Regions from separate parts of the Homo sapiens genome. Here region 1 is linked to region 2. The links are chromatin loops, found by intact Hi-C in ENCODE. Cell type or tissue: endothelial cell of umbilical vein. All regions are shown on one strand. Each heading gives the region's core, and the rest is flanking DNA. Links, peaks and the distances in the headings are about the cores only.

Region 1 (5,377 bases), core at 161-5,160, 68 kb after region 2:
AGATGATGGAGACAACAGATGAAAGACAGAAAGGAGAAAAGAAGGCTGAGAGAGAGGGTGGGGGGTGGGACCAGAAGCCAGTTGGCCAGAGCCTGGAAGTAGGCTGTGGGTGAGGCTGGCTTGAGAACAGTCTGGAGTTGCCAGATCTGTCTTGCACTGTGCTGTCTTTCTCTCCTTTCCCTTCCCCTACCTCCTCTTCCTCCTCCCCTTCTCTTGCCACCTCCTCCTCCCCTTCTCTCCTCTCCTCGTGAGCAGGCAGAGCCCGCCAGCAACCCCCACTGTGCCCACTCTCGCTGTTCTCCTCCACTCTCTCTCCCCATGAAGGAAGAGACCACTGGAGTTTGCATGTACCCTCCAATCAAAACGAGGCTGGTAGGTACCCTGGCAGGGAGAGGGGCCTGGCCAGGAGAGGTGAGGTGGGCAGGAGCCACCAGGCGAGGTGGAAGCCTGGGTGGGCGTGCAGAAGCCCCAGATCTCGGGCAGAGCCCATCGACAGGTGCCCTCACTCCAGATGGATGGAGGATTTGGAGTCCAGCTGGCCCTGGTCAGTTTGGAACATGCAGCTATGGAGCCCACTTCGCCTCTAGGTCTCAAGAATCAAGAAGAGTTTGTTTTCCTAGAATTTTGATGAGCATAGATGCTTTCCCCAGAGAGAAATATATGCTTTGGTACTCACCAGACGGACTCTTATGTTGCATTTCTATTGAAAATAAAACTTCTTTAAACTTGTCTTCTTCTGCTATTTATCAAGCTAATGATGTAATAGGAGTGCTACCTGACAATGTGAACAAAATTACCTGTCATCCCAATTTAGCATGATTTTTTGTCATTTTTACATATTTCCTTCTATTTATTCATATCATTCATAATTTTACATAGTTAAATCATAGTAACCATATTCTCTCCTGTTTTCCTCTTTTCACTTAATGCTGCTATGTTGTTTCTAGCTTGTTCTTGTTACCACATTATATGACTATTTGTATTTCATCAAGTGAATGGTCTACCATTTATCTAACACATTCTTTACTACAGGATGTGCGCTTTGTTCGCAGTTTGTCATTATTTGGGAGAACACATATAGCTTTTTGCATCAGGAATTTTATTTTCTTAGGCTATACCCTGCTGGATTAAACATGGTGACTTTGGCTTTTGCCCCCTTTCTAAAGTGGTTGTGCTAACAGATAGTGCCATCAGAAGAGAGTGACTTTGCTTTTCTCCACAGCCTTAGCAACACAGAGTGTAATTGTTGAAATCTATTTTTCTAATTTACAGCAGGTATAAAATAATTCTTTGAGATTGCTAACTTTCACCTTTCTTTCATAGCAATAATAAACCACTTTCTGGCAGGGCACAGTGGCTCACGCCTGTAATCCCAGCACTTTGGGAGGCTGAGGCAGGCAGATCACCTGAGGTCAGGAGTTTGAGTCCAGCCTGGCCAACATGTAAAACCCCAACTCTATTAAAAATACAAAAGTTAGCTGGGCATCGTGGCACGTGCCTGTAATCCCAGCTACTCAGAAGGCTGAGGCAAGAGAATCATTTGAACCTGGGGGGCGGAGGTTGCAGTGAGCTGAGATTGCGCCACTGCACTCCAGCCTGGGTGACAGAGTGAGACTCCGTCTCAAAAAATAAATAAATAAACCACTTTCCCTTTCTGCTTCATGATGATCTGAGAGTCTTATCTGTCTGTTACTTTCTGCTAGGATATTGGTCTCAGAGCACCATGCTGACTCAATAGGCAACAAGAGGAGAATGTACCCCAAGACTTCACCCCAAGGGTCCTTCTCTCACCTGAGTCAAAAAGGCAATTTCAGGCCTATTCTGGCAATTTTGAGATGTGTAAAGAGACCAAAGAAATTTGGGGGAAGGGGAGCAGGCTTGGGCTGGACATCTCAGTACACGTGGCAAGGATATTGTCATCCCCACATGGGGGAGACTTGCTTTACCCATTTGGGAAAGCTTGGCTGATTTGGGTCTGAGCTAATGTGTTCTTACTCATCCCTGCCTCACCCTCCCATTGGAGCCACTGAAGAGCATTGAGTAGCTATCCCAGTGTCCACAGGCAAGACCTCGAGACACACAAAGCCTGCTGCCCCTGGGCAGTGGTGGCCTTGGTGTCTTGCCTGCAGCCCTCTGCTGGCGGGTGGTATGGTATGCATTCACCAGCAGGTGTGCAGACAGTTTCTGTCCCCCAGGAATGTGCACAAAGCTGGTGTCAGAGTCATCTGGTTCCTGGGCCTGATGACGTACCCTAGGCCAGCTTGAAAAAATAAGCCCTTCCATTTCCCAAGTTCTCCAGGAGGCCAAAGACAAAATGACCAAAGAGAAAGACATGGAAGTCAAGAGTCTTTTTCACCACCACTACCTGATCAGCTGTTCGTCTGGCCTTTTTCAGACTAGCTCAGTACTACAGGTACTCCCAGCACTGGGCATCTTTGTGCATCAAGCCATCTGTTCCCAAAGGCCGTGGGGGCAGGATTCTCCCATGCTTCCACGGGTTTCCCTGAGGTCTCCCTCTACTGGCCAAAGCGTACAGGGAGTCCAGTAACTGAAGTGATTAGACAGGGAATACTTTCTAGCTTAATTAGCCCAGCCGCCTTGTACCCTGCCTGCTGTAAGAGACCGTGTCCCAGGATGTGACCTCTCAGCAGCCTCTAGGCCATTCCCACAGCTATGGAGAAGTCATCAGAAGCCACCTCAGGCAACTCTGACTCCCTCATTATCCACCTTGATTGTGGCTTTTTATGAGTCAGGCCTGGAAAGCCAAGCAGATCCCGCTGAAGGCAGCTCCAGGGGGAGGCAAGTGTGGGGGCGCTCTAGGAACACGAGACTCCAGGCTGTCATCCCTGCTGAGGCCCGTCCTGCAGTCCAACTCCAGGCACAGATACAACCACCAGCTCACACTCCTGAGGGACCCTTTGTATGTGCCCTTACACGAGTGATGAAGGCTCTGCGGGGGCACCCCTGAATCCTTTGGTTCCATTTTAAAGGTGCGCTGCCAAAGATTGCAAAACTTTGTTTTCTAATCTGAAGGTAACCCCCTTGTCTTTCTCTCTTTTGAAGATAAAAACATTCCCGGTTGATACAATGAACCCGTTTCCTGATACTTTCACCACAGGGCCACAGTTTACTGTAAGTAGATCCAGAAAACAGATGTGCATTTTAAACCCTTGTTCCCATGCGGTGTGCTTTTCTGCGGGATGCCAGACAGCAAGGTCAACCGCTTCTTTTGATCACCGTTGAACTCTGTGAGGTTGGGAAGAAACTTGGATTTGCAGTCTGCCTCTATTTTATTGATGTGACATTGACATAAAATTAACCATTTTAAAGTGACAATTCAGTGACAGTACATTCACAGTGTTGTGCAGTGACCACTTCTATCAGTTCCAATACATTTTTATTGCGTCCTCCAAAAACCTCACACCCATTAAGCAGTTCCTCCTCATTTTCCCTTTGTTCCTACCTGCTGGCAACCACCAGTCTGCATTCTGTGTCTGTGGATTTACCTAGTCTGGATATCTCATATAAATCAATTGTATCATATGTGACCTTTTGTGACTGGCCTCTTTCACTTAGCATAATGTATTTGAGGTTCATCCACGCATGTATCAATACTTCATTTCTTTTTTTGTTTGTTTGTTTGTTTTTGAGACGGATTGAGATCTGTTCTACTGCCAAGGCTGGAGTGCAGTGGCACGATCTCGGCTCACTTCAACCTCCACCTCCCAGGTTCAAGTGTTTCTCCTGCGTCGGCCTCCTGAGTAGCTAGGATTACAGCTGCTTGCCACCACGCCTGGCTAATTTTTGTATTTTTAGTAGAGGTGGGGTTTCATTACGTTCGCCAGGCTGGTCTCCAACTCCTGACCTCAGGTGATCCACCTGCCTCAGCCTCCCAAAGTGTTGGGATTACAGGCGTGAGCCACCATGCCCAGCCTCATTTCTTTTTATGATGGAATATTATTCCATTGTATCTATATACTGCAATTTGTTTATCCACTCATTTATTGGGGGTTTTGGGATTGTTTTCACCTTTTGGCTATTGTGAATAGTGCTGCTATGCATATGTGTGTACATGTATCTGTTTGAACACCTGTTTTCAATTCTTTTGGGTTGGATCTTGATAATGGTGTGGTCTTAGGTAGGTCACTTTACTACCCTGACCACCAGCAGCTTTTTCTTTTTTGCTTTTAGAGATGAGGTCTCACTATGTTGCCTAGGCTGGTCTCGAACTCCTGGGCTCAAGTGATCCTCATACCTTGGCCTCCCAATGTGCTGAGATTACAGGCATGAGCCACCATGCCTGCCCCCTCTTCTTACTTAAGGTGAAAGTAGTAGTAAGAATATCCTCCTCATATCCTGTTGGGGCAAGGATCAAAAGGGACCAAGAATTTGAAAGTGTTTTACCAACCACAAAACATCCCACACCTGTCAGTTATGATTGTTGTTTCTCAAGGCTGGAGAGGCAGGGTGCTGTGATGAACAAGAACCAGTCACCCTGACAACAGACTTCTTGTCACCACCTCTCTGGGTGTCACTGGGCAGCTTATTTATTCTGCCAAGGCTAGGCACAGTGGCTCATGCCTGTAATCCCAGCACTTTAGGAGGCTGAGGTGGGAGGATCGCTTGAGACCAGAAGTTCGAGATCAACCTGGGCAACATAGAGAGACCCTGTCCCTACAAAATAATAATAATAATAAATTAGCTGCCTGTAGTCCCAGTTACCCAGGAGGCTGAGGCGGGAGGATCTCTGGAGCCCAGGAGGCTGACGCTGCAGTGATCTATGACTGCACCACTGGATTCCAGCCTGGGCAACAGAGTGAGACCCTGTCTTGATTTTTTAAAAAATTCTGCCAAATGTTTAAATCCTGTAGTTTCCTCATCTACAAAGAGAGAGTTTGATAATGTTCATGCTTCTTTTCAGGGCTCAACTCATTCTTTAAATGAAAGCTTCTGCAGAAGCTCACTGTATAATGAGCAATTAGATGGAGCAGAAGTGAGGAATCTGGGGTCCACACCTCCTTCCTCTCACTCTGTCCTCCTCCCGGGAACCAGAGCTTGCAATTTCTATGATCCCTGAAGCTCCTTCCGAAGGGTTTTTGTGCCATCTGGAGGATCTGTGAGGTGGGCTGTGGGTGGCTAAAGGTAGCTCTAAGTGCAGTCTTACGAGATGGATGATGGCCACTACCCAACATGGCTTCAGCCACACAGGGAGGGAGAGAGCAGTGGCTGATTCAAGTTTCAGAGGATGAGCAGAGGTGGGAAGGTGTCCAGCAGGGCAGGCGGAGGGAAAAACAGGTTCCTAGAACAGTCCATTTCTAGGGTCATGAGCTGCTTCCAGCATCTGCCTTTTAAGAATGAGAGGGCAGAGACATGGGGC
Region 2 (5,377 bases), core at 242-5,241:
TGCTGGTGTCTACTCGGAGTGGAGTGAGGCGGGAAGGACAGTCAGGGCAGTTGCCAAGGCAGGCTTTTCTCTCCTGGGAGGAAACTGCCCCAGGCTTAGTCCCAGACCATGTTCCTTTCTGCTCCTCTGGAAGTGTAAGAAGGAAGGGAGTTTGGAGGAGAAGAGGTTGCCCTTAGAGGCACACAGAGCAGGTGACAAATGGTGACTAAGAGCAACTGGAATGAAGCAGTTGAGGAGTACATCAGACGAAACCAGCAACCTCCTGGAATCTGCAGCCGGGTGTCACGTTGGTTGAAACCCAAAAAGCCTTAGTGAAATCAGTAATGTTTGCCTTGGCATAGCAAAGAAAGCTGAGACCTAGTTAAGTGGGTATTGATAACAGTCTTCTAAAAGATGGGTTAAATGTCTATGCAGTGTGTTCTGTGAAAGGTTATTTTATGTGAAAATCAATGTTCTCTTAATGAGATGTATCAAACCTGCTTGGTTTGTGCAGCCAAGTGGCTGGTACCTAAATTGCAGGTTTTGCCCTTTGGTGGAAATATCTGCCCCTGGACTGTAGCCTGGACTTGGCAAAGGAGATTTTATTTCCAAATGGAAGGTTAAACTTTGTGTTTCTTTACCCAAGTGAGTTCAGGCTAAGTTGAAACGTACGTTGGAGCTCTTGGAAATAAAAGTGCACTTTCAAAAACAGGTAATGTACTGAGATTCTGATATTGATAACACACGAGAAAATATTTACTTCCCAGTGGGCGGACAGAATATCAAGCTACACATGGCTCCAGGTTACGAAGAACCAGCACCTTTGAGAGGAAGCCTAGTAAACGTTATCCATCCCGGAGACATTCAACGTTCAAAGGTTGTGTGTTTTTCATTCTTTCTTGGAATTTTACATTATGCTTGAGTCATTTAAGCCCTCGAGGAGCTTGGTCAAGCAGCTTATGAAGAAAGTACCCGCAGTTCTCCAGTCTGGAGCTTTTGGAAAAATAATCCCAGTGGTGTTCTTTTAACGGGACCTGGCCACTTCCGCCATCCCTCTGTCATTAGTGTTTGCCGTGGATGTGTTCATTTATTTCTCCCCTTTCTCCATATTTCTTTCCATGTGCCTCTTTGCTTCTTTTAGACCTGGGCTCAAGCCCCGGTACCTCAGGAATATCACAGGGAAACACCTTTCTTGCCTATAGAAGATACTGTATCTCCATCATCTTGCAATTTTAAGTGTGGACATCAGGCCCATGCTAACTGGAATTCTGACCACGTACAAGTACATGAAGAACTTTTAGATATTCGGCTCAAGTCCCACAGTCAGTCCAAACTTTCCTCACCCTTAAATTTAGCCAGGCCCTAGAATGCCTGCCCCCTTCCCCTTTCCAAACCCCTTCAACCTTGTCCATCAGTTACAGCTGGGGCCTCATACCTGTATGAGGCCCGGAACACAGTACAACTCAGTCAGTGAATGAGCAAGCCAGGCTCATTTCTGTTGGATCCCAGCCTCCAGATCCCATCTTGTAGCTCTTCTTTCTCTACACTAGGTTGCTCCCCGACTTAGGACGCCCAGTTTGTACTCAGTGTTTGCTCTTTTATGGCAGAGCCTCTGCACTCCCAGCCTCCTGGCCCCTTCTGTACATGATTTCCTTGTGGCCACTCCATGCATTTTTCTTGGCTCAGGACTTAGTGGGCCTCCATGGGACTTGGTACCTCTACTTGTTCCCTTCTGGAATCTGTAACTTTGTGTTCCCCACCATTCTTTCCTTTATGAACCGATGGTGCAACAGCATGACTACCTGAAATTCTTAGTCACTCCCAGCTGCTTTAGTGGAGGGAAAATGCCCACAGCACAGGAAATAGTCCTGCCCTTCGAGAGAGGCCAGGGGATGGGAGCGTGTCCAGAGAAGGGCGATGGGTTGATGAAGGGTGGCCACAGCGCCCGGGAGGAAGGGGCCAGAACGCTCTCTGTTCTGTTCCATGAGGAGGATTATGCTGGTGTGTGTAGTCCACTGGTTCAGAGTTGTCCAGAAATAGCTCAGTGTAAGGAACAATTTTCCAAAGATCAAAAGAGCTGTCTCAAGATAGCAGTGCGTTCCCAGCCCCTACAGGTGTATACAGCACAAAGGGAGGGACCCCCTGGTGTGGCTGTCACAGAGGGAAGTGGACGTCCTGTGGTTTGACCCCACCAGATGGCTTTAGAGATCTGGGCCCCAGGGTCTGTGATTCTTTTCCCCCTCCCTCTTTTCTCTCCCTTATTTCACTGACTTTTTTCCAGCCAGAGTTCTAGCATCTTCTTTGTCAAGCTTTTAATGATTTTCCCTGCCACATCTATCCTTTTAAAAACAAAATGGAGTGTAAGCGGCTAAGCTGTACCTCATTCCCAGGGCTCTGTCCATGCAGGCCCTCACGGCGTCCCCGAGGCCCCTCAGTCCAGACCCATGCTTATATTGCATCCCTGATCACCGTGTGCTGTTTTCCCTTTTACCCACTTCTCTGTATCTGCCTTTCTCTGTCTCTAGACAGGGAACTTCTTGAGAGCAGAGACTGTGTCTCTTTGTCCCTGCCTCCCAGAGCGCCCAGCCCTGGGAACCTGCTGAGTGGATGGTTGCTGAGTGAATCAGAGGGAGGGGTAGTTTACTCTCCCTGAGGAAAGGAGAAGTAGCCACCATGCAGTTCTGCCTGGGTTGGAGTTGGAAAGGCTCTGTGATGGTAGAAGTCTCGCATGGCCATTATCTGTCATTGCATGGTGAAAGCGATAAAGTTCTCTAAGATGTCATAACTTTCTGTTTTTCCTTTATAGCAAGCAACCCAGTGATAGCAGCCCAGCTCTGGTGAGTGTCCTTGAGCTCTAGAGCACAGCTCTCCTCTCTAAGGATCGTATTTATTTGCAATGTTGACTTTTTCCTTACTACAGTGAAATCAGGAAGTGTGTCATCTGGTAATTTTTTTCCCCTTTTTCTGCTGCCTGGCTATTCCATGCTCATGGCTTTCAATAAGTACACAATATAATGTTCCAAGACAGTTTGGTTTTTTTGGCAAACACAGCTGCTTTGTTTGAGTAGCTGTGTGCTTTGTTTATGATAACAGTGGGTGGGAAAGGTAGAGGCCTGTGCGCAGCACACTGTGCTCATGGCGTGGCAGGCAGTGCTGGGAGAGGAAGGCCTTGCTCGCGAGCAAAAGCTGGACGAGAGCAGATGCTAGATTTGCTCAGTGACGTGCAGGTTTTACATCATAGAAGACATTAAACACCTTTACTGAAATTCCTGCAGGAAAATGAACTTATCACAAGAGTGAAAATTGCCAGCACAGGATTCAGCAAACATTTTCTGTAAAGGGCCACATAGTCCATGTTTGAGACTTTGCAGGCTCTGCTGTGTCTTTCACAGCTACTCACCTCTGCTGTTGTAGCTAGAGAGCCGCTGTGGAAAATATGTAAATGAGCGAACGTGACTGCATTCCAATAAAACTTTACTTATAAATATCAGTGGACCAGATTTGGCCCAAGGGGTATAGTTTTTGCAGGCCTCTTCCCTGGCACAGGTGTCCAGGGTCTTGCCTGTATAGTAGAATGATCTGGTGAGCATAATTATCTGAAACATCCTCCGCAGCCACACCCCAGGCGCATTGAATCAGTCTCTCAGGGTGGGACCCATATAGCTTGTTTTTAAAGCTGCCCAGGTGAGTCTGCCCGGCATATACCGCTCTTGCTCTCTCTGAAACAACTGCCTGTCTTATGTGAGTTTTGGCTTGTTGAGTAGACAAGCTGTCATGTGAGAGAACCACAGACTTGCATTGTTTGGACCTTTGGTCTGAACTGCAGCCGCTGGTAGGTAGGCCAGGTTCATTAGGCTCTCAGTCATCCCAGGCGCAGGTCTCAAGGCGGCTGAGAGGGTGGTCTTTGAGATGGGCACAGCTTGACTGTGCCATGCACTATCAGTCAGGACAGTTGGCAAAACGTGGCACGGGGTGGAGCGGGTTGCAGATACCCCGGTGAGCGAGGAGAGCCCTGGCTGAGGCATCAGGAACCCTCCCTCCAGGTACCAGCTGTGTTCTAACCCAGCTCTGGAGACTTAGGCCTTCCTACTTCTGGGCCTCCGTTTTCTTTTTTGCAAATCAGGAGGTTGGGCTAGATCAGTGTTTTTCCAAACTCTTTTACCCTCTGATTTTCACCCTCTAGAAGAAACCTGATGTCAAAGCCCAAAATACAGAACAGACAAATGTGGAGGTCCTCCGGATGAAGCCGAGTGGGGAGGGAGAGGCCAGTTCCTGCCTGCTCTTCTGCCACTCCTCCCACCCCGTAGCTCCAGGGCACCTTCAAGGAACCCAGGGTTCTAGAGAACACAGCTGGTCCCTCATATTACACAGCTGGAAACTCAACCTCGCATCTCTGATTCCAAATCCTACTTTCAGCGTCATTCTGCCTTTTGTCTCTGGGTTTTGTTCTCAGCATCTGATGAAGGGGCTCAGGGGTCCTGTTGAACTGCTCTGTGTCGCCCCCTGCCCCGGAGGGTGGGAGGAGGTTGCAGTATTCTGGATGGGTTAGTTGTAGGTCCCTAGATTCACCCCATTTTTAGGATCCTTCTGGCAGATAGTATGCCAAATGGTATCTGTACCTTTCTTAGCTTGTCGGGGTGTCTTGCTTTTAATTCTCTGGGGCTTGTAAGTTACAGCCCCAATTTCTTTACTTTGCTCTCTAAGGTAGTGATTGTTTTGCTTGTTTCTCCCTAATAAAATTACATTTTCCTCCCAGCATCTAGTGGAGATTATATATTGGGAACCAAAACAAACTAAAAAAAAAAAAAAAATTCTGCCCAAAAAAAAAAGCCCTGATAAATATACCCTTTAGGAACAAATGAGCTAATAACTGCTGTTCGCAGCTGTTCAATTGCTCTTCACAGCCTGTGGGATCCCAGGGTGAGTAGGATTGCTGTGGGAGCCGTGGATGAAATTGTGCTCTGGGCTCCAGAGGTACTACTAGAAAAATAGCACCTTGCGGAACGCTTAACTTACCTGATGAAGTCCAGCCAGAGGTGATCTGGTTCAGAGCCTAGCTCTGTGTACTGGTCCTCCCTGAAAACCAGAACACAGAGCCATTTAGACCCCAAGCAAGACTTATAACAATGATCTGTTTGCCTCTCAGTGTTGGAGAAGCCAGCAATAACACTTGATTTCAAGCACACCTCCTGGCAATAATGATTGCCTGCTCTGTCCATATATATACATATATATATATATATATTTTTTTTTTTTTTTGAGATGGAGTCTCGCTCTGTCGCCCAGGCTAGAGTGCAGTGGCGCAGTCTCGGCTCACTGCCAGCTCTGCCTCCCGGGTTCACGCCGTTCTCCTGCCTCAGCCTCCCGAGTAGCTGGGACTACAGGTGCCCGCCACCAC

Evidence for each region. Peaks named below come from ENCODE experiments on the same cell type or tissue, not always from the same donor. Only the 100,000 strongest peaks of a DNase experiment are listed, where the experiment ranks them.
Region 1: it touches region 2 in a loop (2.0-fold over the local background); 3 of 110 quality-filtered maps call a loop at or near these places.

Annotation. Positions count from the first base shown.
Region 1 is chr9:109,180,484-109,185,860 of GRCh38, reverse strand. EPB41L4B (erythrocyte membrane protein band 4.1 like 4B) reads left to right here. Exons shown (of 26, transcript NM_019114.5): 23 at 256-372; 24 at 3,064-3,132. Among named protein-coding and RNA genes, the nearest start is that of FRRS1L, 16 kb to the right of the region's middle. RefSeq lists an enhancer at 1-344 and a silencer at 5,338-5,377. In endothelial cell of umbilical vein, for the core only: CTCF peaks have their summits at 2,340 and 2,540 (motif pointing left); no DNase peak of the experiment used is centred there.
Region 2 is chr9:109,248,920-109,254,296 of GRCh38, reverse strand. It overlaps EPB41L4B (erythrocyte membrane protein band 4.1 like 4B), which reads left to right. Exons shown (of 26, transcript NM_019114.5): 12 at 747-856; 13 at 2,786-2,816. Among named protein-coding and RNA genes, the nearest start is that of EPB41L4B, 69 kb to the left of the region's middle. In endothelial cell of umbilical vein, for the core only: no CTCF peak of the experiment used is centred there; a DNase peak (open chromatin) is centred at 2,966; H3K27ac peaks cover 1,208 bases.